Linked DNA regions of Mus musculus: region 2 is linked to region 1. A link is a loop called in an ENCODE intact Hi-C map of the cell type or tissue named here. Cell type or tissue: heart. All regions are shown on one strand. Each heading gives the region's core, and the rest is flanking DNA. Links, peaks and the distances in the headings are about the cores only. Region 1 overlaps Cant1 (calcium activated nucleotidase 1). Region 2 overlaps Dnah17 (dynein, axonemal, heavy chain 17).

What was found. Peaks named below come from ENCODE experiments on the same cell type or tissue, not always from the same donor. Only the 100,000 strongest peaks of a DNase experiment are listed, where the experiment ranks them.
Region 2: it touches region 1 in a loop (2.6-fold over the local background); 4 of 42 quality-filtered maps call a loop at or near these places.

Annotation. Positions count from the first base shown.
Region 1 is chr11:118,399,905-118,416,618 of GRCm38, forward strand. Cant1 (calcium activated nucleotidase 1) reads right to left here. Exons shown (of 5, transcript NM_001025617.2): 3 at 10,949-11,607; 4 at 8,777-8,980; 5 at 6,385-8,190. The coding sequence starts at 11,585. The coding sequence ends at 7,820. Lgals3bp (lectin, galactoside-binding, soluble, 3 binding protein) reads right to left here and starts at 2,055. Exons shown (of 6, transcript NM_011150.3): 1 at 1,882-2,055. In heart, for the core only: a CTCF peak has its summit at 7,575; DNase peaks (open chromatin) are centred at 4,317, 4,797, 7,807, 8,637 and 2 weaker places; H3K27ac peaks cover 2,223 bases.
Region 2 is chr11:118,078,991-118,086,990 of GRCm38, forward strand. Dnah17 (dynein, axonemal, heavy chain 17) reads right to left here. Exons shown (of 81, transcript NM_001167746.1): 36 at 7,923-8,000; 37 at 7,078-7,182; 38 at 3,835-3,992; 39 at 3,311-3,449; 40 at 2,894-3,121; 41 at 2,484-2,621; 42 at 1,723-1,855; 43 at 564-691. Among named protein-coding and RNA genes, the nearest start is that of Dnah17, 46 kb to the right of the region's middle. In heart, for the core only: a CTCF peak has its summit at 4,980 (motif pointing right); no DNase peak of the experiment used is centred there; H3K27ac peaks cover 1,338 bases; H3K27me3 peaks cover 1,333 bases.

The DNA of each region.
Region 1 (16,714 bases), core at 3,635-11,634:
TGGGTGGTACTCTTGTGTAAGGCCCAGATGGCTATGTGATGGCTCTCATGCAGGCCTCTCTCACATGCTCTGCAGGACAACCTTCAGGTCAGCAAGAGTCCCCAGATGAGGCAAGTGGCTTGAGGGCTCCTGGCAACGAGAACCCAGGAAGCAAACAAGAGCTCTTTATCTTTAGCTGGCCTTATCTGTAAGTAGTAGCTAGCTGCCTTTGGGGTGTGCAGGGGACAAGATTTGCCAGTCTGTGAGGACATTGTAGATGAGGTTGGAACTCTCAAGGGGAAGTGACAGAGGCAGTGTAGAAGGGTCTGGGACTTCATGATGTGACCTGGGGATGTGGGTCAGGGTCAACCACCACGGTGCTGACACACAGGACTCAATACTTAGACTCTTGCCTGTATGTAGGATGTGCCCCACCCAGGCATTGTCCCTCAGGCCCTGCAAGGAGCGGGGCAACCCACAGAACAAAATGCAGCAGCCTCAATGGACTCTGGACTCGTTCTAGGCCCAGCAGGCAGCTTGGGACTGGTAGTGGATGGTGCTACAGAGCTCTGTCTCCTGGGCAGGAACTGGAAGCCACAAATTGTTACTCCGACCAGGGGCCCAGAGACAAGCAGTAGAGATATTTCAGGTCCAGTAGAAGCACCAGGATTGGCCCCTCCCCAGCCCTCTCCCACCGACCAACCCCCACCCCAGACATTCTGCACCAGAGCAGCACGAGCAAGCCCTCAGGGGGCCAGGGCACTTGTAGCCATCTTGGCAGGGGTGAAGAGATCCTAGGATAGGCTTTGGCTATCCGACTGCGGAAGCAACAGCAGAACTGGAACTCCCCGGGAGTCTCACGCTGAAAGGAGAAGGCTGTTGCCTGGTGATAGCCAGAGAGGAAGCCTGTCTCCAGGAAATAACAGCTCACTCTGGGATTTACAGCCCAGGCAAGCCAGTTAGCTATGTATACCTCTATGTAAACCTCATGTTAATATCCCCTAATAGACTCTGGGCCATTAATGGGGGAGGCCACTGGATTCCTCTTAGTGTGGCCACATTAAATAAATCTCCTTTTTCGGCTTTTCACTGTTATGTTTTTAATTGGACCATGGAGGATGGGTGGCTGAGTCTGGCTATCAGGGGAGCTTTCTGGGCATAAGCTCTGACCGTTGAGTCCTATAACACACTGATGGGTGGGACTTGGCCCTTAGTTCTGTGCACCCCACCCCCACCCCCCAACTGGTTCCCACCAGACTTCTGCATCTAGTCAAGCACAGACCCAGAACAATATACAACTCACAAAGTTCCCACATCCCTAATGAGAGCCGAAGCTAGAGAGCCAACTGACTCCAGATGACACAGCCAGTGAGCACAGGTTAGGGTCTGCCCAGGGGTGGCCTCCTTCTACCACAAGGACCCTGGTGGAGGTGGAGGGAGCCAGAGAGTCCCACATCCGTGTGGCAAGGCATTACCCCAGTTTTATCCCAAGAAGGCCTGGGCTCTGGGAAACCTGAGTCCCAGGCAAACTGCACTGGGTGCCCACTCCCTGCATTTACTATAAACTGTGGTCGTAGGTTTGTCCATGCTGGGTCAGGCGCTCTAGGCCTTGGGAACATTGCAGTGTATGTGGATGTTGCTGTCCACTGGATGACAGAGGCTGTTTCTGCCCTACTCCTTTGTGTGGGAAGATGGGACAAGCCTGCCTATGCTGGCTCATTCAGTACCACTGAGTAGGTAGGTTTAGTCCTGGGAGAGAATCTACAGACCCAGGAGGGGGCCGGGGATAAACTCTAACCCACTCACCCCTTCAGCTGTTCATTCAGTGGACATCCTGCCCAACTGTATTGGCTCCTGTGCTCTGGCCTGCCAGAAATCATGCTGTGTAGAGTGGAGACTCACCTGGGAGCAAGAGAGGGACTCAACTGTCCCTCAGGCAGCGAGGCAGTGGCTGAAGGCAGTCCTGGAGCCTCCTTCCTGGCTGCAACTGGAAGCCTTCTGTAGACTGTTCAGCAGAGAAAAGCTCCACCATGTGGCTTTCCTCAGCCTCGTCCCAGGAAATGCTTTGTAAACCTCACCTAGTTTCGATTTTCAGAAAACACATGACAGAGGCTGCTTCTGGGGTTGGCTGTCAGCAAGGCTAATAGCCTTCTGCTTGCTGCTCTGTGGGGCAGAGGGCAGGCACCCAAGCGCCCTGTGCTGAGCTGATATACTGAGCTGATGAAACAAATATAAGTCCAGGCTAGCCAGGCAGGCACCCTGTGGGGCAGCTTGGGGGATGGTTGGAGCAAATACATCTCCAGGCTGGCCAGGCAGGCATCCTGGCGAAGGAGAGTGGAAAGATACAGAAAGAGGGCCTAGGAGCAGCAGCTCGGGTCAGACCGTGTCTGTGAATGTGGATGTGGGCTGGACTATCCTTTCCTGGACCTGGGAATGCTGGCTGCCCTTAGCTTATGCACAAACCTACCATGCGCAGAGCGAAGGTATGTGGGCCACAGAGTGGTCCTGAGAGACAAGAATAGCGATATAAAGGCTAAAAGCAGAAAGCAGGGCTGGGGGCTAGAGTGGCTTGGTGGTTAAGAGCACCACCTGCTCTTATGGGAGGCCTGAGTTCAACTCCCAGCACCCATGTTGGTTGGCTCAGAATAGCCTGTAACTGGCTTCAGGGGCTCAGACTCTGTAGGCACCCACACCCAAGTGTGCTCATGCATGCACACATATAATTTTAAAAATTAAATCTTAAAAGGTTTCTACAATACCTTTTTTTTTAAAGTAGGGCTAATTGGGCATGGTGGAACACACCTTTAGCTGGAAGGCAGAGGCAGGTGGATCTTTGTGAGTTAGAAACTAGTCTGGTTTACATAGTGAGTCCTAGGTTAGTCAGGGCTACACAGAGAAAGCCTGCCTCAAAGGAAAAAAACAAAAACAGAAACAAAACCGAAACAAAATCCTAAAACAACAACAACAACAACAAAACTACCACCACCAAAACTGCTTCAGCGGGTAAAGGGACTTGCAGTAACCAATCCTGATGCTATGAATTTGACCCCTGGGACTCACTGTAAGAGAAAACTGACTCCTGTACGCTGTCTTGATCTACACAAGTGTACCGTGGCATGTATGTACATGCATGTAGACACACACAGTAAATAAATGTAAAAATATATATATATAATTCAAAGAGGCCTAGGGAGATGGCTCAGTAGTTATGAACACGTGCTGCTCTTGCAAAGGACCCAGGTTCCATTTGAAACACCCACATGGCTGTTCACAGTCACCCATAATGCCATTTCTAAAGGATATAATGCCCTCTCCTGATTTCCATGGTCACCAGGCACACACGTGGTACACATACATGCATGCAGACAAAAGTTCCAAACATGTAAGATACACTAAAATTACAAAGGCAAATTTCCCCAGACTTATGATGTTTAGACAGTGGCCTAATTCCCAGCAGCTCCCTGCAGCTCCCCTGGCACCAGCACTGTAAGGTTTCCTACCTCAAGACACCCAACTGTCCTCTTGAACACTATTCAAAAGGTCTGACACAAATGGCCCAGGAGGCAAAGCCAGGTGACTCAGAATTGGTATAAAATCACCCTGTTCCTTTTCAGGTGTATGGTTCAGGAATTCACCGGCTGGGTTTCTGTCCTTGGTGTCTACTTTTTTTTTTTTTTTTTACACCAGTTCTGGTCTGGCAAATCCTTTTATCCTGTGCCTTGAGTTCTTTGTCCTAGGTATGACAACAGAGAGGAAGGCTCCAAGGCCCTGGAGACCAAACCCAGGCAATAGCTGGTAAGCAGATACACTGGCTCCCATACACGCCTGACTTGGTAATGCAATCTCCCAACGGCCACAGTGACCGACTCTCTAGGATTCAGACCAGGCTCTGCCTGGCTTATACCTATTCCCCTTTCTCCACAAGAAACCCAGGTCTTGGTTTCTACTTGGGGAGTCCTCAGTCAGTGCAGCTCAACCTGGGCTGGCCATGAGAATTACCTGTGAAGACACCAATGCCCACATCAGCCTGTGGGAGGAGGGGCACTGGTATTTGAAAGCCCAAGGGAGTTCTGGGGTACAGTTCCTTTGGGATCAGCAAAAAGCTTGGAGCCCCAGAGCTCAGGGTTGGACACTCAAGGACTGCTTCCCTTGGACATGAAGTTTCCATTGGCTAAGGGGTCATGCAGTCCTAGGAAACCCTTGCTGAGAGCTACAGGCAGGGCTAGGACTGACTCTGCAGACATGCCCAAGCTTGTTGAACTGTGGCTTCTGTCACCGTTGGCTGAGAATGTGAAAGGGGGGATGGAGGTGTCCCCTGGAGACAAGAGCTGGGAGAAGAGTCAGTACCTGGACTGGCCGGTGGCTCCAGGAAACAGCAAGTCTCTGGTGCCTCCATCCTGGGTCAGCCCCTTTGTCAACCAGGGCCTGGGATCTGGCTTCCACTGGAGGACAGGAAGCCAGGTCACAGAGACAGGGCTATCACAGGGTGTGTAGTACACAGCAGGCCCATTGTCTATGGTTCTTATCATTCTTAATGCTGAGACCCTTTAATACAATTCTTCATGTGGTGGTGACTCTGGACCATAAAATTATTTCATTGCTACTTTTTAGCTATAATTCTGCTACTGTTATGAAGTACAATGCAAAAGTATCTGATCTGTAACCTCAAAGGATTAGAAACTGAGAACCACTGTTCTATGTCTACTCCAAAGCCAACAGATGGGTGGTTAATGGGCCCAGACATTGTGACACAGGGGGACTTCCCAAGAGGTCAGGCCCAGGGAACATTCAGATCCCTCGAGCTGCTCGGTGATGCATGTGACACATCTGAGACTTCTGAGGGGATGAAGGCGGGTGACCCTGCTTCCACTTCAGTCACACAGGACATGCATGACAGCCTGGCCATCCTGGTCCCCCCCCCCAAACTGCGCTTATCTTTAACCACAGGGGTCTGAGGGTCACAAGACCTCTTCAGGGTAATGTCCTGAAGATGTCAGGGCCACAGTGACCTATAGCAGACGCCAAGTCCCATCCTACCACTGTGTGCTCAGCAAGTCACAGACCCTCAGTGCCAAGGCAGTTGTTAACTGCAAAGACCCCAGTAGAATAGCAGCATTGGAAAGAAGTGTCCAGCTTGGTGGTAGCCACGCCTTTAATCACAGTACTTGGGAACCAAAAGCACACAGATCTCTGTGGTTTTGAGGCCAGCCTGGTCTACAGAGTGAGTCCTAAGACAGCCAGGGCTACACAGGGAAACCTTGTCTCAAAAAACCTAAATGAACGAGTAAGTGTCTAACCCTGGAAGGCATGGGGCTCCCCTCCCGTCACCTCATCTCTTCTGCTCTGCACCTGTGGCTTCCTATGCCCAGCCTTGGAAACCAGGCCCAGTCTCCATTTCTCTGGCCACAGAAGACATCCCCCACTGCAACCCTGAACAGCGGCTTTGGGATGACCTATCTTCTACATAGAAAATGGAGGACAGGGAAGACAGAGAGAGACGCCTGCATTCCTCCCCTTGCCTACAGACAACTAAGGTCTCAAACTGGAATTTTCCCAGGGATTCTCACACCTGAGAAGGGAGCTTGTGCCAGCCAGAGGAGACATTCGTCTCCTGGAAGGATTCCACATGGTCTGACTTGTCAGGCTACCTGCCCAACCCAGGAGTCAGGACCAGGCACAGTGCTGGGTCAGTGATGGGCAGACCCCAAAGGTGGGCGTGGGAGTCACTGTACCTCTATGTGTACACACACACACACGCGCGTGTGTGTGTGTGTGTGTGTGTGTATGTGCGTGCATGTGGTATATGTATGTATGTATGTATGTATGTATGTATGTATGTATGCGTGTGCACGCATGCACGTGTTAAGAGCACAGATGCCACAGGGATCATGTGAAGGTTAAGAGACCAGCTTCTGGGTCATCAGTTCCCTCCTTCACCATGGGTTCTGAGGATCACTCTGTCTGTCAGGCTTGTGTGGCAGGCACTGTTCACACTGAGCCTCCTTGTTAGCCCAGTCTGGACCTTTTCCTTGTCCCACTGCCTGATGTGGCCACAAATCTTTCTCTACTCATCACTATTCCTTGTCGTGGCCTGTGGAGGTTGGGATTCCAAGCCTGGCCTATTGTGTCTGCTGTAGTTCAGGATCCAGCACTTCGGGCTCTGTCCTGACTCTAGTAATTGCCAGAGTGGGAAAATGGAGTAGGACAGAGCCTGAAGGGCTGGAGCCAGTCTCTCCGTACAGCTCTTCCCATCAGACCCAAGCCTGGGAAGCCTAGACGGGGCTTCACTTCCTGGGCCTCATTTGGAGAGGTGAGGGGCCATTTCATGACCCCAAGGCTTGCATCCCACCTCTTTAGACTTCCTGGGGCAGAGCCCTTGGCAACAGCCAACATAGACAAGAGAACCACATTCCCCTGACACTTTATTGTTTATAAAACAATGGAAAGACACAATCATTGCTCAGGGAAAGGAAGGTATGTGGAAGGCTCCTCAGCGAGGGGCCCAGGTCTCTCTCAACCTCTCTCATTTCATCTTTCAGCTCAGAATCACACAACCGAACACAGTTGACACACATCAAGGAGGTTTGGCTGAGCTCCCAGCACAACAGTACACGAAGACCTCAGCACCACAAGTCAGCAGCAGCCTGCTGTACTGAGGGTAGTCAGGCCCCAGTGGCAGTGGCTTCCTGTGGAAGGGGTTTGTGACGGTCATCAGGGCCCTGTGCCTACAGCAGTACCGGTGTCCTGTTCTAAGGGTGCCGGAGGCAGGTGAGGTGCTGCTGCCTGCAGAATGACCTCTGAGCCTGACTCTGCTGCCTTGGCTCTTTTGAACATGGACAGAACAGGACAGCAGAAAACAGTGAGGCCTCCCTAGAGAGAAGGCTGCTAAACACCCACCAGGAGCCAATGAGGGCAGGTCTCCAGTCAGGTGCAGCCCCTCCCTCAACCACTGCTGAGGGGTGAAAGCATGGCAGCCCTTGGAAGTTGCAGAGGCCAGGGATGCTGAGACTCTTTCTGTAAAAGCTCACGTCGCCACTGTGGGTGTGGGGACAAGTCCCTCGCTCCTGGAAGTGCATGTGGGAACTCCACTGTCACTGTGTGATGAAGTCTGGTGACTCTGTTATTCAGGAAAAGAAACTGCTCTAGTAAAAATAAGTTAATAATTTGGACTTTAAAAGGCTGTACAGCACAAAAATCCTCCTGAGGGGAGAAATGAAGTTATCAACAGCTCGCAAGCAATCCTGTGCTAGAGAGGCTCCAGAGTGTGGGCAGGTGCCTCCCAAGGGGTGGCCCTCACCCTGCCATGTAAACATTCACTTTCCAGGGGTCTGCAGCATATGGAATGCCAGAGTCACATGGGAGAAAGAGGGCCCCCCCCCCCCCCCCCCAGTGCCTGGCTGGCAGGCCTACCTCAGACTATTGTGTGCTCCCAGGGTTAAGCTAGGGTTTAACACGGGGCTGCTTCAAAGACACATACTGGACAGAGAAGTGGTGGAAAGGCCAGAGACCAGGGAAAGGCATGGCTGGATTCTGAAGGCCAGAGGCTCAGAAGATAGCTGCAGCAGTGATCAATCCCTACCACCAAGTGGCAGTGCAGAGTGAGCGCGGGTGGGCGGAGCACCTGGGGTTCCTTGTATAGGACCCCTTGCTCCCAGTCTCCGAGCAGTACACCCATATGGGCCGGGGCTCAGCTCCCTATAATGAAATTCTCTAGCCAGGAACACAGCTCTTAGTTAAAAAAAGAAAAAAAGCAAACGAGTGGAGGCGCTCCCGGTTTTTATGAGTCCTGGTGTAACACAGCCGCTGGCCCTCGCCCCTCTGGGCGTGCGAGCTTACTCATCTAGATGAACTCTATTCCTTCGTACTTCACAGTGCCGATCTTGGTCTCTGGAAGCAGGAAGCGGCCGTCCAGCGTGAAGGCCATGACATAGGTGGCGATTCTGCCATTGTCCTCTTCCGACTTGAGAGCCACGATGATCTGGTCATCCGTGTTGGGGATGAATTTGAAGGATGAGAAGCCGTGGGTGGGGATCAGAGTCCCCACTTGCCTCACAGAGATGTCCCTGAAGTCCTGGGCTGCGCTCAGCAGGAGGTTGCTGCCCTTGCGTTCATCGTCCTTCTCGCTGTAGCGTTCGTGGCTAGCCCGACGAGGCAGGAAGAACCAGCGCTGCAGTGTGTCGCTCCAGCAGGCGGACTCGTGAATGAGGTAGCCTGAGGTAGCAGTACAGACCCGCAGTCAGCACACGCCCTGCTGACCGGCACAGCCTTCCTCTCAAGGGCCTTGCCACCCGAGGCTACACTTTGGGGGCTTCACTCCATCTTCCCTCTAACCTCAAGCTCTGCACCTACTCTCCACGACCTGGGACAACCATGCAGCCACTACAGCCCAGCCAGAAAGCTACACTGAGTCTGCAGAGCATCCCTCACTGGCTGCCCTATGTCCCTGCAGGGCCCGCAGCCTTCACCAGCAGTGTTTGAGGCCGAGGGAAGCACCAGCTCACCATTGCAGCATGGGAGAGCTCTCTGGGTCTGGCTCCCTGCTGCCCTTTGTCTCACACCTCAGCTTCATTCAAAGGTCACACTCCTCAGAGCCCAGGGGATGGCAGCTCAGGCCTACTTATCTTGTGTTTATGAGGGCCCCAAGCTAGGCAGGCTTTTTGTGGATGAGGGGTCACCTGTTAGGGCTAGCAAGGGACAGAGACAAATGGCTCACTGGATACGGTGAATCAGCATCTTCAGCAAAGCTGAGCAAGCTGTGAGAGCATGATACTGGGGCACGTAGAGAGAATCGTCTTACCTGGTGGTCGGATCCCGGCGGCTGCTCTCAGGGCGTTGTAGCTGGACACCCAGTTCTCGTGGTCCACACTGCCCCTGTGGCCTACCACCTTCACCCACTCAGGGTTCTCGTTCATCACCTCCCCTGTCGTGGTGGTCCACTCCTTGCCCAGGCCGCCCACATACAGGTGTTCGTCCTTCACAGCAAGCCATTCAGCTTTGAAACCTGGGGCAACAGGAGGCAAGTCTGAGACCCTGGGCCTACTTCCCACACCCTGCCAATCTCCTGCCTGTGTTGCTGTCAGCTGTGTTCAGAAGTTACCACCCTTGAGCTTCACTGGAGGCTGAGACAGGAAGCCCTGTGCTGGGTCCTGGAGTCCATGTCCTCCTTTTCCTTACCCCTTCTCTTCCAAGAGCCCTGTCACGTGTGACCACTGTAGAGCCACACTAGACGGTTCCCAGACCTCCCGTGCTACTTCTCCAGCCAGCCTTCAGCTTCCGAGGACTGGCAGCCCCATCCCACTTCTTGTGACGCCAGCAGCCCCAGGAGCTGCGTGTGCTACAGGTGGTCAAGCAGGCTGTGTGCAGCCATTGTCTGCCACCAAGGGCCACAGCTTACACCTAACCACAGGGCTACCCATTTCCTGCCTCTCACTGGCCAGGGTTTTAGACTATCATCATGTGAGGAAGAAGAATGACAGGGTCTTCAGGACAAGGCAGTGATCATTTCCACCCTTGTCTTTACGTCAGAGCATCTACTCCAAAGCTGCCTTCAACTAATTGACCTTATACAAGCCTCCTGATACAGGCTGGCAATGAAGCCTACATAGTTTCAATACATTCTCCTTCCTAACATTTCCAAACATGCTATCTCCAACGTCCCTGCAAGCTCCTTAGCCCCTAGGAAGCTCTGGCTGCAGGAGGATGGCAGCTTCTGACACCCTAGAGTGGCTCTAAGGGCCTGGTTTGGTTCCTGGTAGCCCCAGAGACCTCTCAAGTCCCCTGAGCTGCCTCCATGAGCAGCTGCCCCATCGGCTAGTCTTTTGACCTTTCTGGATAAACAGCCACAGCTCAGCCTTAGCATCCTTAGCATCCGATTACTTGCATTCTTCCTACTCAAGGGGAAGAACTGCCCCACACAACAGAAGTTTACAATGCTGCCGGTTATGGTTGCGGGCAGGAAATGGGTGAGCAACAGAACCGCTGTACCTAAGTGGAGACTGCCACTCCCCAGAGCCCAACCTTGGACAAACACAAAAGACTTTTATCACCCAGGCAGGGCTGGGCAGACAGTACAGGGGGTGATTGCTGTGGCCCTCCTTCCACTGCAGGAAGTCTGTAGTGGTCTTCAGCTTGCTGTGAGGCACAGATTAGAGCTGCCAAAGGCTCAGATAGCTCTGTCCCCCCATCCTGAGTCCTACCTGCTACACATGAAGCTAATATCAGATTCTGTTCCCAGGAGTCATTGCTGCTCAGCATACAGACCCTTGTACTGGGTGGGCTCAGAGCAAGGCTGAGTAGCAGCAGTTGACCTGTGGTCCCAATAAACTGAGATTAGAGCCTGGGACGGCAGTAAATCACTGGGTATCCAGCCCTGAAGGTGAGCCACCTGCTGGGGATCATACTGTGTGATCCTAAGACACCTCTGAAGACATGACAAGGACCAGGGTCCCAGAAGGGGTGAGGGTGGCAATGGACATAGCCTTGGCTCATTCTGAAAAGGGCTTCCCATTCAGCAGCAGGTTCCCAGTGCTCAGCTCAGAGTTCTAGAAACAGCTTCATGTAAGCCCCCTAAGGCTCTGCTGTGGGCCGAGCTGAATCAAGGGTCACCTGGGTATGCAGGGTCTTTGACAGGCACTTGGGTCACTGTCTGAGCTAGATCTTGAGTGTCACTTTCACTTTGATGGGATTCATTATCGCCATGGAAACAAACTTCTAGGCATGCAGGTGAGGGAGTTTCTGTATTGTGTTAACAAGGGCAGGAAGGCCCGCCCTGACATAGGTGGCCCCACGGCATGGGCTCATCTCTCTTCCTGTGGACGCCTCCCACACCTGCTGCTGTGACTCCCCACCGACCATGATGGGCCACACCCGCAGACTGTGCCAAAGGAAACCCTTGTTCCCTTAGGCCACTTTTGCCAGACGCCAAAGTGGCAGCTGAGAAGAGCTCGGCCCACGGCAGGGGCTCACTTACCCTTCTCCACAGTTCCATCGCCATCAGAAAGGATCACCCAGGGCACTGCTTTGGTGCCTTCGATCTGGTAGATGACCCCTGTGCGGTCATCCACGGAGTAGAGTTTCCCATTGAAGACAATCAGGTCTGAGAGCTCCATGCCCCGCCCCTTTTCTGCCAGGTGGGACTCTAGGACCCCGTGGTCTTTATCCCACTCCACGCTGACCCTGTCCCCGCTGTCCGACAGGGTCAGGTAGCCTTTCTTAAGGTAGCTAAACCAAGTGTTTTCTTCCTGGGCCCTGGACCCCGTGTCCAAGTCAGCAATGACTGCGATTCGGTACCGAATCCCACCTGGAGTCCTCTGTGGGGGGGAGAGGGGGTAGGTGTCGTTGTAATGAGAGATGCGCTGCTGGCTGAGCCTCCAATTGTGCGCATTGTGGGTGGGGGGCCTGCCTGGCACTGGGCCCTGATGGTGGGAGTACAGCAGCCAGAGGAGGGCAGCACCCACAAAGGACGTGAGGATCACCCGCCAGCGGGGGCGGAAGCGAGGGTCCGTGGCCTTGGTCATGGATGCCAGCACAGGAAGGCCCCCTACACTGATCCGGAGGGAGTGCATAGGCTCATTCCATTCCCGCTGGTCAAAGGGCTGGATGGGCATCAGACTGCACTCTGGACAGGACCTAAGTCAGGAAAAGGAGAGCAGTGAGTGGGCTGTGGAAGACATTACTTCTCCAGTCCTGGGTTACACAAGGTCTCTCAAGCAAGACAGCTCCTCCTGGCAGTGCAGTCCTGGCTGAACCTGACCCCAGCAGGTAGTCAGATGAAGCATTAGTGAGGTGGCTGCCCGCTGGGAGACTCACCTCACTTCCCCAGCCACCCCATGCCCAGGTCTCCCAGCACTCACTGCTGCCCAGCCCCAGCACCTCAGTGCCTCTCACGCTGCAGCCTGGGGCCACTGAGTCTTTACTTCCTGGGCAGGCTCTGCACTGTTTCAATACAAAGCAAACTCAAGGTAGTGCGGGCGAATACACTGCTGCTGGTTTTGATGCAGTCCGTGGCACTTTTCTATTAACACAAGCAGGTACAGGAACTGAGTCTTGCATGTTGCTCACTTTACGAACTTGGTGCATGGTTTTGGCTCCAGGCCCAAGCTGGGCTCTACACTATGGCACAGCTACAGGTCCAGAGCACTGGAGGAAGCTGGGAATTCTACCTCCACAACCCTCACTGCATGCCCTGCCTCTCCTACCATACCTCAAAAGCCCAGTGCCACAAAGCCTCCAAGCCAGTGCTGGCTGTAGTGAAGGTGTCTAGCTCCAGCGTGGCCAGGGCTGCTCTCAGCCCCTCCATCCTTTATCTGGATGCAGCACGGCATTTCCCTTATGGGTTGCAAGCATACCAGCCACAGCCACTGTCACTGCCTCAACAGATCCGAGAACAGCACCTCAGGGGACTTGATGGGTACATGCTGCCAGGCAGCACCTGGAAAGGGCTTGGGGTTCCAGTAGCTTTAGATTGTGGGGTGCCCATGAACTCCAACTACAAGGTTCGGGTGTCTGGGAGCTACAGAGGTGCTCTGTGCCCATGCCGTAGGTCACCGGTCCTGGCCGCGCTCAGGTTTTAGTGCCCAGGGTCAGGTCCAAGGAGAACAGTGGGTGCAGAGCCTGCTGCTCACAGCAGAGGCAGGAGGAGAAGGCTCTGAGCACTTTGGGGCTCCTGTGCTAAGACCAGTTGGCAAGGTAGCCATTTTTTAGCAATGGCTGCAGAACTGGTCACCCCAAAGTGTCCCCAGCCCATGCTGGTGGGACCTCCTTGGGAGGAGGCTCTGCCTCACACACTCCTCTCTATGGCTATGGCATCAGAGGCTGGACCCAGGATTGTAGTGCTGTATCCTCATCCCGGACATGGTGCTGAGCCCTGCCAAGAGTCAAATACTGCCACGCTCCAATTCCAACTTGCACCTTAGACACTATTTCAAAATATAAGTCTGAGTTCTCCAACCTCAAGGTGACTATCCCAATCCTCCTCAGGAATAGCTGAGGCTACCACAAACATTGCCAGCAAGTCAGAATCCCCATGGAAACCAGGAACAAAAGTCACAGTTTGGGTGTAAATGTTATACTTCAAACTGTCACACAGTGCCAAGAAGTGGCCTCAATCCTTTCCTTCCTGTAGTGGTCCCTCATCTGCAGGAGCGCCGCTCACCCAAACATGCCAGCAGTCCCCAGTTCCTCTACAGCTATTCTTCCGAGAGCCCTTTGCCGCCACCCCAGCCTGCACTACTTGCTATGTAACCATCCACGGCTCAATGGTCCTCCCTCTTAGTCTTCACTTCCAGAGCAAGCCTCACACCATTCCACTGGCCCAGACACCTGCCCCTCTCTGCATGGCTGCTTCACTCACACCCAAGGAGTCCTGGGAGACTCCCCCATCTGCTCTCCTTCTGTTGGGAGCCTCACCAAGTCAGGGCTTCCTGCTCCAGCTCTGGCACGCAGCTCAGAGCTAGGAGCCAAGAGACAATCAGCATGCACCAGCTGAGGGGCTGACTGATCAACACCATGGTGAGGTTCCTTTAGTCATCTGAAAGGGCACAGCTCTAGATCAAGGCCCTGAGGAACTAGCCACTCAGCTGCCCAACATGAGCCACAGGCCCAAAACACATGACTGTTGTGTAGAGTGGTAAACACCATGACACGCCATTGTCCTTAGTCTCTAGAACCCTCAAACTTGTCCCTGATCAATAACTCTGCATTCCTGTGAGCCACAGCCTATATCCCCACATCTTTGTTCAGGAAGAGCTCTATGGGCTACCCCAATGGGCTGACACTGGTGTCCCAGCCCCTCCCTTGGTTTGCAGGCATCCTGTTCACCTGGCTGGCTCATGTGTGCTCCTGGACTGCCCTCTCAGGGACACTGAGCACTCAGCTTGTTTTGTGAACAGAAGATCTGGGAGTCCATGCAGGAGCAGTCTCCTGCCCCGCTCCAGCGCCCTGCCGACCACCTCAAGAATATCACATTCCCGCCCTTTCCTCCTCCTTCTTACAGCCCTATGCCCAGGTCTGCATACCTGGGCTATCTGTGCCTCTCCAAACACTGTCCTAGAGACAGGGAGATGTCTCTGCTGGCCCAGGGGCTAGCAAGTCCCACGTTCTTTATTCTAGGTATCTCTGTAGCCTAGGCACCTCCCCTAGGCAGGCCAATTGGTATCAAATCAGCTTCTTGGCAGAACTCTCTACACTAAGGGCTGCCCAGCCCCGAGGACCAACCTAGGGGCATCTGCACTCTTCTTTCCCCTTACCTAGGCATCAGTTCAGCTTGGTCCCATTCCCCCAGCCATGTTTCTGTCTCACTTGGACTTCAGACCTCTAGAGTCCAAGCTGTGGTTCTGCCACTTAGCAGTCACGAGCTGTCACACAATGACTTCCCTTACAAGGGTCTCACTCAGCATCCTTCCCAGACCTGCTGACAATAAAGCCAGATGCGGAGGAGGGGTCTGCCTGTCTGCCCTTCTCACCTACAAGCTCTCCTTACCAGTCACAGCCTGCAGAGCACCTCACTTTGTTTTTCAGCCCAGCCTCCCACAAACCATGACTTCAGACGAGAACAGCTCTGCAGTGCAGAGTCCATGTGCCCAGACCCCGGCACGTGTGCTCCCTCCACCTGGATGCACATGTCCTCTGACCACACAGAGCCATCTGGAACCTCCTGAAAGTGCATGACAACTATTGCTTCACTGTGCAGTCTCCCTCTGGCCATGTGTCCTCACCCAGTAAGTCTTCCCTCCTGGGGGAGGCTGCTACTGTCCCCTGTCCAGGAGTCTTCCAGGCCAGCGCAGACTTTGAAGGAGCAATTGAAGGCCTCAGAGAAGAGGCTAACCAGTGCAATGGACGGCTAACCAGTGCAATGGACGGTGTCTGTTTTCATTCTCAAGACAGTCTAGTCTTGAACTCAAGACAATCCTCCTGCTTCAGCCTCCTGAGTGCTGAGCTCTCACATGTGTTTTCTACAAAAGGCTGGGAGGAGCAAGTGAAAGAGAAGGTGAATGACCACACAAGCAGAGGCTGAGTGTTGATATGACCCCAAGCCAAGGAAAGCCGCGTAGCTGGGAGGACAAAGACTGAGTTCTCCCCAGAGCCTTTAGGAACAGCTCTGGGACATCCTAACTTTGGCCCTGTGGCAAGACAATGGAACCAAGAATTCTGAGTCTGTGACTCTCTAGACCTGTGCATGAGGATGTGGGCCACCTCAGGCTACAGTATATGCCATTTTCTATACCCTATCCCTGGCCTTCCTCTTTTCTTTGCTAGGAAAAGAGCACCAAGTCAGCTGCCTTTCCGCTGATGTCCTCAGACCCTGGCTGCTTTGTGGCTAAGACTTACTATGTCTTGTGGCTGTAGATGTTGCCAAGGCCACAAGACAGGAGCCTTGTGGTAGCGAGGGGCAAATGGACAACAGCCCCATAGAAGGACCCTGAGGTCATTCAGGAGTCTGCATGGTTGTGACAGAAGTAGGCCCACCTGGTCTGAGCTGGGTCAGGGTCCTTCCAAGCCGGCTAAGGGTGCTGGTCCCGAGCCCGCAGACAGGCTCTCCCCCACGCCCAAGCTCAGAGGCACCCTGCAGCCGCTTTGTTCCTGAGCCAACCTTGCTCCAGTGTTACATGGCACCAGGTCCCCTTTCTTCCCCGCCCCTCTTACACAGTGGGTGTTGAAAAGCTAACTACCCTCAGGCATAAAACATCAAGGCCATACCTCACTTTCTCATGAGACACACTAATCCATCTGTCCTCACCAAAGGACATTTCTAGATGACCAGAGGAATAAGCAACACAGAGGAAGTGTTTTTCTCTGCCAGAGCTGCCGGCCTAACTGTTAGGAAGAGCATGGGCAGAGGGCACCTACCTCCATGGGCACCCTTGGGTCTGTACAGCACCCTGTGGAACTACAGCCAAGATGACCTGTCTCTCTGCTTCCTTCACGAGTGGCCTGTGTGACAGGTGGAGGCTCAAACAGGTTCAAGGCGGCTGGCTCCTCCCCTCCAGGATCAAGGAAGGGCAGTGCCCAGTGCTACTCTCTTGCCACCACGCCTCACTCCTGCAGAAAGGGCTCCCTACTCCATCCACACCAGCGTGGACAGGCCTCAGATGTCTACTCTGTTCTATTTGAAGCTTGCTTCCTTACCACACGGTACAGCAGAGCCCATGGCCAGCACCGACTGCTGGGGAAGAAGTAGGCAGATGCCCAGGCTTCCCAGCAGCCTCTGATGGCAGGGCCTTAGGGGGCACAGACCCGTGCACAGCCACAGGCTAGGCACTGTGACGTGGAATCTGGCTCCTGGTTTTGTGCTTTTGCCAAGCTCAGCACTGTACCAAAGAATTCCATTCCCCACTTAGACCAAGTGGACGGTCCAGGGAGATGAGGAAGAAAGCCAATGTGTGCTCTAAGGACCACAGAGGCCACTCCTCCTCACACTCAGATCCGACTCACAGCCAAGTGTGGCTCCGGGATCTCCGACATCTGCACCACACCCCAGGGTCACACACACACTGAGTCAACCTTTGTACTACTGGGACAGTTGAATTATTCAGCCCGTGTTTAAGTCAACTGCTCAGGAGGAGTGTGTTAGTGTCATGGGGCTGTAACTAATTACTGTAGACAGGGCAGCTGAAACATCACATACTATTATTTCCCAGCCCTGCAGGAGTTTGGCTTGGCCTCCCTGGGCAACACCCAAAGGCTGGTTCCTTTCTCAGGGTCTTGGGGAAGACCCACTCCATGGCCTCTGCCTCAG
Region 2 (8,000 bases), core at 1-8,000, 320 kb before region 1:
CGCCCTCCCCAGTGCTGGGAAGAGTCATCTTCTTAAGCTGCTTCTAGGAGGCCATTTGTGCCTTGTCAAGTGTCATTTCTATGCTGTCAGCCTTCACTATCCACCCAGCCCAGGGCCTCCCCGTGAGTTCCAGTCCTCACGAGGGACACTGACCCAGGCCCTGTACTTCCCGAATGTTGCCTCTACTCTCGGGTGGCAGCTTTGAAGTCAGTCCTCTGGGACAGCAGCACTCACAGGCAGGACAGGCCTCCCCTCAGCCCAGCGCCCTGCTCAGTTGTTGTATGGAAGTGTTTCACCAGCATGACCGTGGGTGAGCTGGAGACTGAACCTCGAGCTTTACTCTTGCCCACGCAGAAGCAGAAGCCCAGGCAGGTTCGGGAGAGCGTCTATTGTGGCAGGTGCTGTCTGCGGTCCCTGACTTTCTGTGTGGGGCTCTTGACAGACTCCCGGCCACCTTGCCCACTCTGCACCCCCCACTGTGTGTGTGCACTGCCCATGACCTGTAAAGCTCTCTCATACTGTGGTGGTGGCGGGGCTTGGCTGTGAATCCAGGGGTTTTGTACCTTGTTGTCGTCCATGACTGTGTTAAGGGACTCAATCCACATGGGATCTATGTCCCCGTCCAGGACAATCCACTTGGGACCCTCGTGCGTGAGGTTGGCCAGGTCCCGCATGATGGTTGAGAACAGGCCTGGAGGGAGACAGGCTGGTGACACTCACGGCCCCATCTGAGGGGTCTACATAACAGGCCAGGCACTCTGTGGCCGTCACTCTGTCATGCCTAGGTGGGCCTGACCTTAGGCCCACTCAGTTTCTCAGAGGTAGCAAGTCCCGCCCTTAAAGGGACATCGGGGGGGTGGGGGGCTTCTTGCCCTTCCTCAGTACCTGTGCTAGCCTCTGCTCTTGCCTCCTCCTGACCCCTCAGCCCCACCCCTTTCCCACCACTGAACGCCCCGCCCCTTCAGAGGCTCTTCAAGGTTCAGCAGCCTCCTGTGGAGGGTCACAGGGCCATGCTTGACACCCCGCTCACTCGCTCACACGCACACACCCCACGCTTTCTCCCTGTACCGAGCACGGAAAAGTGGGAGGGGGGAAAGCTTTGACCAAAGCCCCATCACCCTCTCGGAGCTTGTCCTCCCACGAGGGGAGAGACACGATGCGATACCCGTGTAGAAATGTGTATACAGGAGGTGGGTGGGAAAAGCACAAAGAGAAAGAAAGAGGGGCCGGGGTGCCACCTCCCTCAGGGAGCAGGGGAGCGGGGCCTGCTCTTTGCTTCCAGTCAGGAGGTGCTTACATGGTCGACACCCCAGCCCCCTCTTTCCCTGGCCCAGTTCTCAGTTTTCTCATGAGGCAAACCCAATGGAGCCTCAACCAGAAGAAGCCTCTATCCCCGAACCGGTGGACAGGGGCCCGCCCTTCACTCCCTGTGGAGTGCTCTACAGGAGGCTGTCAGTGTAGCAGGGCTCAGCTTCGGGGTCCCTTCTTGAGGTGAGAGGGGCCTCTACTTGGGCTTCTGGGTCAGCCTCAGCTCCCTCTTCCTGCCTGGTGGTACAGGTGTTCTGCGCTCTGAGTGCACCAGCAAGGGCTCCATCAGCCCTTTTGCAGTGATCAGGACCAGACCAGAACCCGCACAGGTCTCAGGGAGCCTGCTCAGGGACGTGGCGGGGTCTCAGAGCCCCACTGCAGGTAACGCTCCACACCCCACCGCACCGCACCAACCATCTTTCCACTCCCTGGTCGCCGGGTTGATAATGCCAAACAGCTCATCACAGGTGACAGCCTTCGGGTCCAGGTCCACCGCCACGGGCTTCCTCTTCAGGTTCTGGTAGGTCTTGTTGAGGGATTTGAGGACCTGCGGGTGAGGAGCATCCACTGGCTCAATGTCCTGTATGGGGACGGTCTGCACGGGGCAGCCCTCTGTGCAGCTCTGGACGGTTTTCACTCAGAGAGACTGATTTTAAGGACACCTGAGGATATTTTGTGTGTGTGTGTGTGTGTACATGTGTGCACAAATTTCTTTTTAAGACGCCATGCACAGTTTCCCTTGTGACTTGCCATTTTCTTAGACACTGTCCTGCAGCCCAGCTGACTTAGAACTTTCTATGTAGGTCAGGCTGGCCTTGAACTCACAGATCACAGAGATCCACCTGCTTCTGCCTCCTGAGCGCCAGAATTAAGGTGTGCACCACCACACCCAGTTTCTCTATCCCCTAGTTCTTGTGTTTTAGGGAATGGGTTTCATAAGAGGGTAAGGATCCTGCCTGAGGGCGTTCAGACAGACACTTGGCTGGCTTCCTATTGCTAGCACTGGTGATGTTGGCTGCTACCCCCAGGTGTTCACCATGGCTCCAGGCCTTGCTGGGGAACAGGAGTGTGTGAGTGGCAGGCCTCCGGGAGGCAGGTGATGTGTGCGTGCGTGCGTGCGTGTGTGTGTGTGTGTGTGTGTGTGTGTGTGTTACCGACTAGTGCTGGTGACGTGCCTGCGATTTGCCGCTGCCCGCGTTCCCAATGACGAAGACCGAGTGTCGGACTTGAAGCAGCTCTTCCAGCTGGACGACTTTCAGCACAAAGCTGTCTTCTGCCTGAAGCTTGAGCTCCACGATGCTCTGTTTGATGATCTGGGAGACACAGTAGTGGCAGGGTTAAGAGGGCACGGGAAGGCAACCTTTTCTGTGGCTGAGCTGCCAAGCTGTGCCCCTAATCTCACCCAGAACTCACACGGCCCTGGAACCCCGACTCCAGATCTCTGTGGCCATCAGTTCTGAAGCCTGGGGCTGGCTGGGGAGCAGGAAGCAACTTTCTTCCCCCCTGCCCCCGATTCTTGCAGCACTCAAGGGCAAGTTTCTCAGGATGGATACGGAGGTGTACGTCGGGGAGGGGAGAGAATTACCTTCTCAAAATTCAGGTCTCGCTTCCGGGGCACGTCCAGAGCTGGGAAGAGGTCGCCGATCAGCCCCATGAACACGGGCAGGTCATCAGTCACGATCTTGGGGATGTTGAAGTCTCTCAGGGCCCTCATGAGCACCTGGTCCTCTGCCCGGGTGGGGTCTCCCCTCTTCAAGGAGCCGGCTACCACCAGCACAGACTTGATGGCCCGAAGGCCCCAGTCATAATGGTCCTGCGGGGAGTGGGAACTCGGATGTGAACTTGTCGTCTGACTGTGGTCATCTGGCACTGTCAGGCTCAGAGTTCATCTCGGGGCTAGGGAGGGGCAGAGACATAAGTATGGATCACCACCCCCCGCCCCCCCCCCGCCCCCAGCCGAGGTTGGACCAAGAGCCCTAGGGGCTGGGAGAACACACCACACCTGCTTAGAGAGCAGCTCTTTGCACAGGGTGTAGAGGGTGATGAACTTCCGGGCCAGGAGGCGAGCATCCAGGAAGCCCTCGGCCACAAGCATGATCTCACAAATCAACTCGAAGTCAGGGACCACCATGGCACAGGGCCTGAGAGGTGACCGAGCAGCTGTCTCTCCCGCTTTCACCTCCCTGGCTCCTCATCAGCCAGCCGCCCCTCTTCCCCTGGGCCACGTGTCCCTGCCAGTCAACCTTCAGGGTACATGAAGCCGGGTTCCAGCCTCCCCCATCCATCCACACACCCAGCTCAGGAAGCTCCAGGCCCCACGCCTGCTCCGACTCCTCTGAGACTCCTTAAGCAGAATAGCCAGTGTCTCGGCTGTGGACCGCGCCCCCCTCCCCCACTTGGGGAGCCCCAGGACCTGCCTGCTGTCCTGTTACCCCTACTCCATCTTGGGAGCTGCTAGCCTTGGGGTCTTCCACCTCCTCCACTAACTCCTCAGCCTGGGACACTGCCGGATCCCTCCTCTGTCACCTGAATAGGGCCTTCAAGTTCTCCGGCAGCTCCGTGCGCCCTGCGTAGCCAGGATTCATGGTGATAAAGATGCCCACGGTGGGGACAAGGCTTATTATCTCTCCCAGGAAGTTAAACTTCTTTTTCTTGGCCCGAATTGCATCTTGGACACACTTTACCTAGACAGTTGGTACACACACACACATTAAAATGTAACCATTTGTGTGTGCAAATGTGTGCACATATGTGTGGGTATGAACATATGCGAAATCCAGACAGCAACAGTGTCTTCCTCTATTGCTCTACACTTTTTTGAGACAGGGTCTCTCGTTGAATTCGGAACTCACCAACTGACTGGCTGGTCAGAGCGCCCCAGGGATCCTTCTGTCTCCCCCTCCACGGTGCTGGAATTACACATCTGGCATCTGGCTTTGTGTTTTGAAACAGGCCCTCACTATGTAGTCCTGGCTGGTCTTGAGTTCACAGAGACTCATCTGCCCCTGCCTTCTGAGTTCTGGGATTAAAGACCTGGCAGCATCTGGCTCCCCCCCCCTTAAGGAAAAGATTTATGTGTGTGCTTGTGTCTGTATGCCCGTGTGTTTGGCTGCCTGATGAGGCCACAGAGGCTGCGGAATCCCCTGGAGCTGGGAGCCACCTGGCATGGGTGTCAGGAAGCAAACTCAGGTCCTCAGAAAGAAACTGGTGCCCTTAACCCCAAAGCCATCTCTCCAGTGCCCACATCTGGCTTTTTATTTGGGTTTTAGGAGCTGAGCTCAGGCCGGTGGGTTTGTGTGGTAAGCATTTTATTGGCTGGGTTGTCGGCCCACCCCCAAGCCCCCGCGCCAGTTACAGAGTGTGGTGGCTGTGAATTAGCAGTGGCCTTCACTCTGTCATTGCCCTTGACTTCTGCCCTCCACCGCTGTGATCTTGTTGTTCGTGGTGTTATACAGCCGACCTCAGCTGGGCTTTTGTCTCAGGAGTGTCCTCTGGCCGTGACCCTGGCTAAATTCTGTCAACTCTCTGACAAGAACCCATAAGAGTCCTATTAGTAGCCACTCTGCATCCAAGAGTCTCTGGGGCCATCTCCTGCTTACCAGGACGGAGAAATCTGGTCTCTGCTTGGGATTTTAGAGGAACCAAAGGAAGGTAGCGGCAAACTGTAAGATCACCACTGGGGGGCGCTCCAGGCTCGTGACTGAAATCTCTCAGCCATGGGATTTTTTTTTTCCCCCTAGCCCAAATCTTGCTCGCCTGGACTTGGTAGGTGACTCTGGGTGATGCTGGGTTTTCCGCCCAGTCTCTAGCCCACAGGGCTCACACCTGGGCAGGACTAGAGGGCAAGAATTTGGGAGCATCTCCTGCTGCTAGGACCTTCCTAGCATTTTGGTCCCTGTTCTTTTGTGTCCACAAATATTCAGATCATCAAACAGGTGCCGTGGAACATCCTAGGGTTCGTCCCATGACTTGGGAGTGAATACTGAGTCAGAGAGTCAGAGGTGTGTGACTGACCCTGGGAGGATAGGGTGGAGGCGTGGCTATCACCTTGGCAAACTCAGTTGGCCCTTCTCAGATTGGGGAGTGGGAGGGGGGCTGATGAGAGCTCTAGAGGTGAGGTTTCCCCAGCCTGTGGGTCCTCTCACCCCTGTATCTCCTCACCACCTGGGTGTTCAGGAGCCCTGCCCTCACCCCCACCCCTACTGGTTTTTCCTACTGAAATTCTAGCAAGAGTAGCAGCTGTTTCTGCTACAATGTTGCTTCCGCTACAATGTACTGACTTAGCTCTGGGTGAACAGGTCGGTAAGGGACAGCAGATTGAGAACTGGTCACCTCAACCTTTCTTAGACTCTCTTTGGTGGTCACTTCTATGCTAGGAACATCACTGCGCACTAGTGCTTAGGTGTGTGTACCCAGCACCCTTCCTGTGTAGCCTTGGAACTCTTGCTAACACTCCCCTGACCCGTACCATCTTCCTTTCCCCATTATCCATCATTCCTTTTTTTTACTGTCTGGGTTTGGGGCAAGCGGCTAGGCCTGGTTCGTGAGGACCTCCAAAGTCGGGCCTTGGCCTAGGGCTCTGCAGGTGGGGTCTCAAGCTGATCTGAGATTGGAGGCCAGCCTTGGAGGACCTCAGAGCCCGTTGTCTATCCAGTCTGTCGGGCACCAGGACTGCTGGGGCTCCTGTTTGAAACACAGAGCCCTGCGGGTGAGTTTAAAAGCTTGGGGTGTTGACATGGCCCCCACCCTGTACCCCCTTTGCCTTGGATTCCCCATTGCTGTTCTGTGCCGGGTTAGGGAATTCCCTGGACACACAACCACTCCTTCCCCATCCGCTCTGGCTGGTTAGTTTATACTGAGATACTGCCGTGTTCTTCAAAGCCCAGAGTGCTTCATTCTCTTCTGTCAAGTTCACCTGACTGGCCTGAGGCCACCTCTGCACAGAGCTCCAGCTTGGGGAAGGGTTTCTCCCTACATGGATTATCTAGTGAACGCCAACCGATGCATGGAGATATTGTAACTTAGTTCTTGAAGCCCACAGCTGAGTTCCAGCCGGTTGCAGGCAGCCAACTGTTCAAACCATGTTCAGATAAGGCAGAGCAGCTGTGATCAATCCAGCTGTCTGTATTCTGCACTTCCTTTCCTTGAGACTATAAATACAGCCTGCTGGGGGGTGGGTGGGGGTGGGTGTGGGTGTGGGGGTGTGGGGGTGTGGGTGTGTGGGTGTGGGTGTGGGTGTGTGTGTGTGTGGGTGGCAGGCAGAGGGAGGGTCGTTGGACATTCTGTACCATTTTGGTCTAGTTTGCTGCCAAACAGTACAATCTCAAAGCCAACTAAGGGTTATCAAATATTCTCTCTCTCCCCTTCTCTGTCTTACAAAACAAAGTCTTAATCTATAGTCCTGACTAACCTAGAGGTTGTTCTATAGACCAGGCTGGCCTTGAACTTGTGGCAATCCTCCTGGGTTCATATCACAAAGTGGCAGGAGTTATAGGCATGAGCTACCACACCCAAAGTAGCTCTCTACGTTAGCATCCCCAGGCCGAATCAGTTATACCTCCCTGTATGGGACCCTTACTGTCCCCTCTGTGTGTAAGGGCCCCTGGGAGCCAGGGCAGGGCATCTGAGGCCTCACTGTGTCACCTCCCTGCCCAGTGCTTGGCTGTTGGGGTGGTCAGACAGGAGGGTCTCTGGTGACTGAGATGCCAGGAAAACTGGGCACAACTCCGGGTCCCCCACTGACCCAGAGACTAAGCAGAAGGGCCCTACCTGTACAGCAATCACAGACAAGACCTCCACCGAGATCCGGTTAAACTCATCAAAGCAACCCCAGGCTCCCGTCTGTGCCAGGCCCTTGTAGATGTTTCCACAGGACTACAAAGGGAAAGTCAGATCAGAGAGAGGGAGTGGCCCCCAGAGGCCTGCAGGAAGCAGGTGTCTGGAGACAGCGCCCTTGTACACCTGACCCGCAGGGTCCCAGCGTTTTTTCTAAGCGAACATCAAGTTAAGAAATCCCCCAATCCCTACCCCTGTCTTCTCATTTTATGCACATGGAGGAAGGGATCCTCTGAGGTGGGCTGGGGCTCCAGGAAGATCTTTTCGTGTGACTATGCCATTTTGTCCCCTGCAGGGTCAGCAACACACCCATGGAGTTCACACAGAAGTCCTTCTAGGATCAATAGACTTCACTTTTCTAGGGCCCCTGAGGGGGACACGCTGGTATGACCTTCAGTCAGCAGGGGTCTTGGCCACTGTCCTCAGTCTCAGGATGGGACCACTAGGCTGTGGGGCTCGTCCAACGGGAGGGCGCCCCAACTCCTCCCTTTTATGCTGGGACTGTTACTGTCAGAGTCCCTCCCCTCCTGTTTAGTCCTCTGAGAAGACATGACCCTGCAGCTGATGGACCTGTCCTTGTCCCCTTCAGAGTTCACCCGGTGGCCACTACTTTCACCCTAACCCCACACTGAACGCCAATCAGGTACTCCTACCTGTGTGTGTGTCTCTATTCATAGGGGACAGTCATGGAACTGCCGGGACCTCTACCTCCACAAGTGCTAGTGGGTACTCTGGGTGTACATGCTCTTGGGTGGGGACCCGCAGCCCTGGCCACATACCTTGTAGTCCATCTGCTCTGAGCAGTTGAAGACATACACCATGGTGCCCAGGGCTCTGCCCAGGTCCTTGGTTGTCTC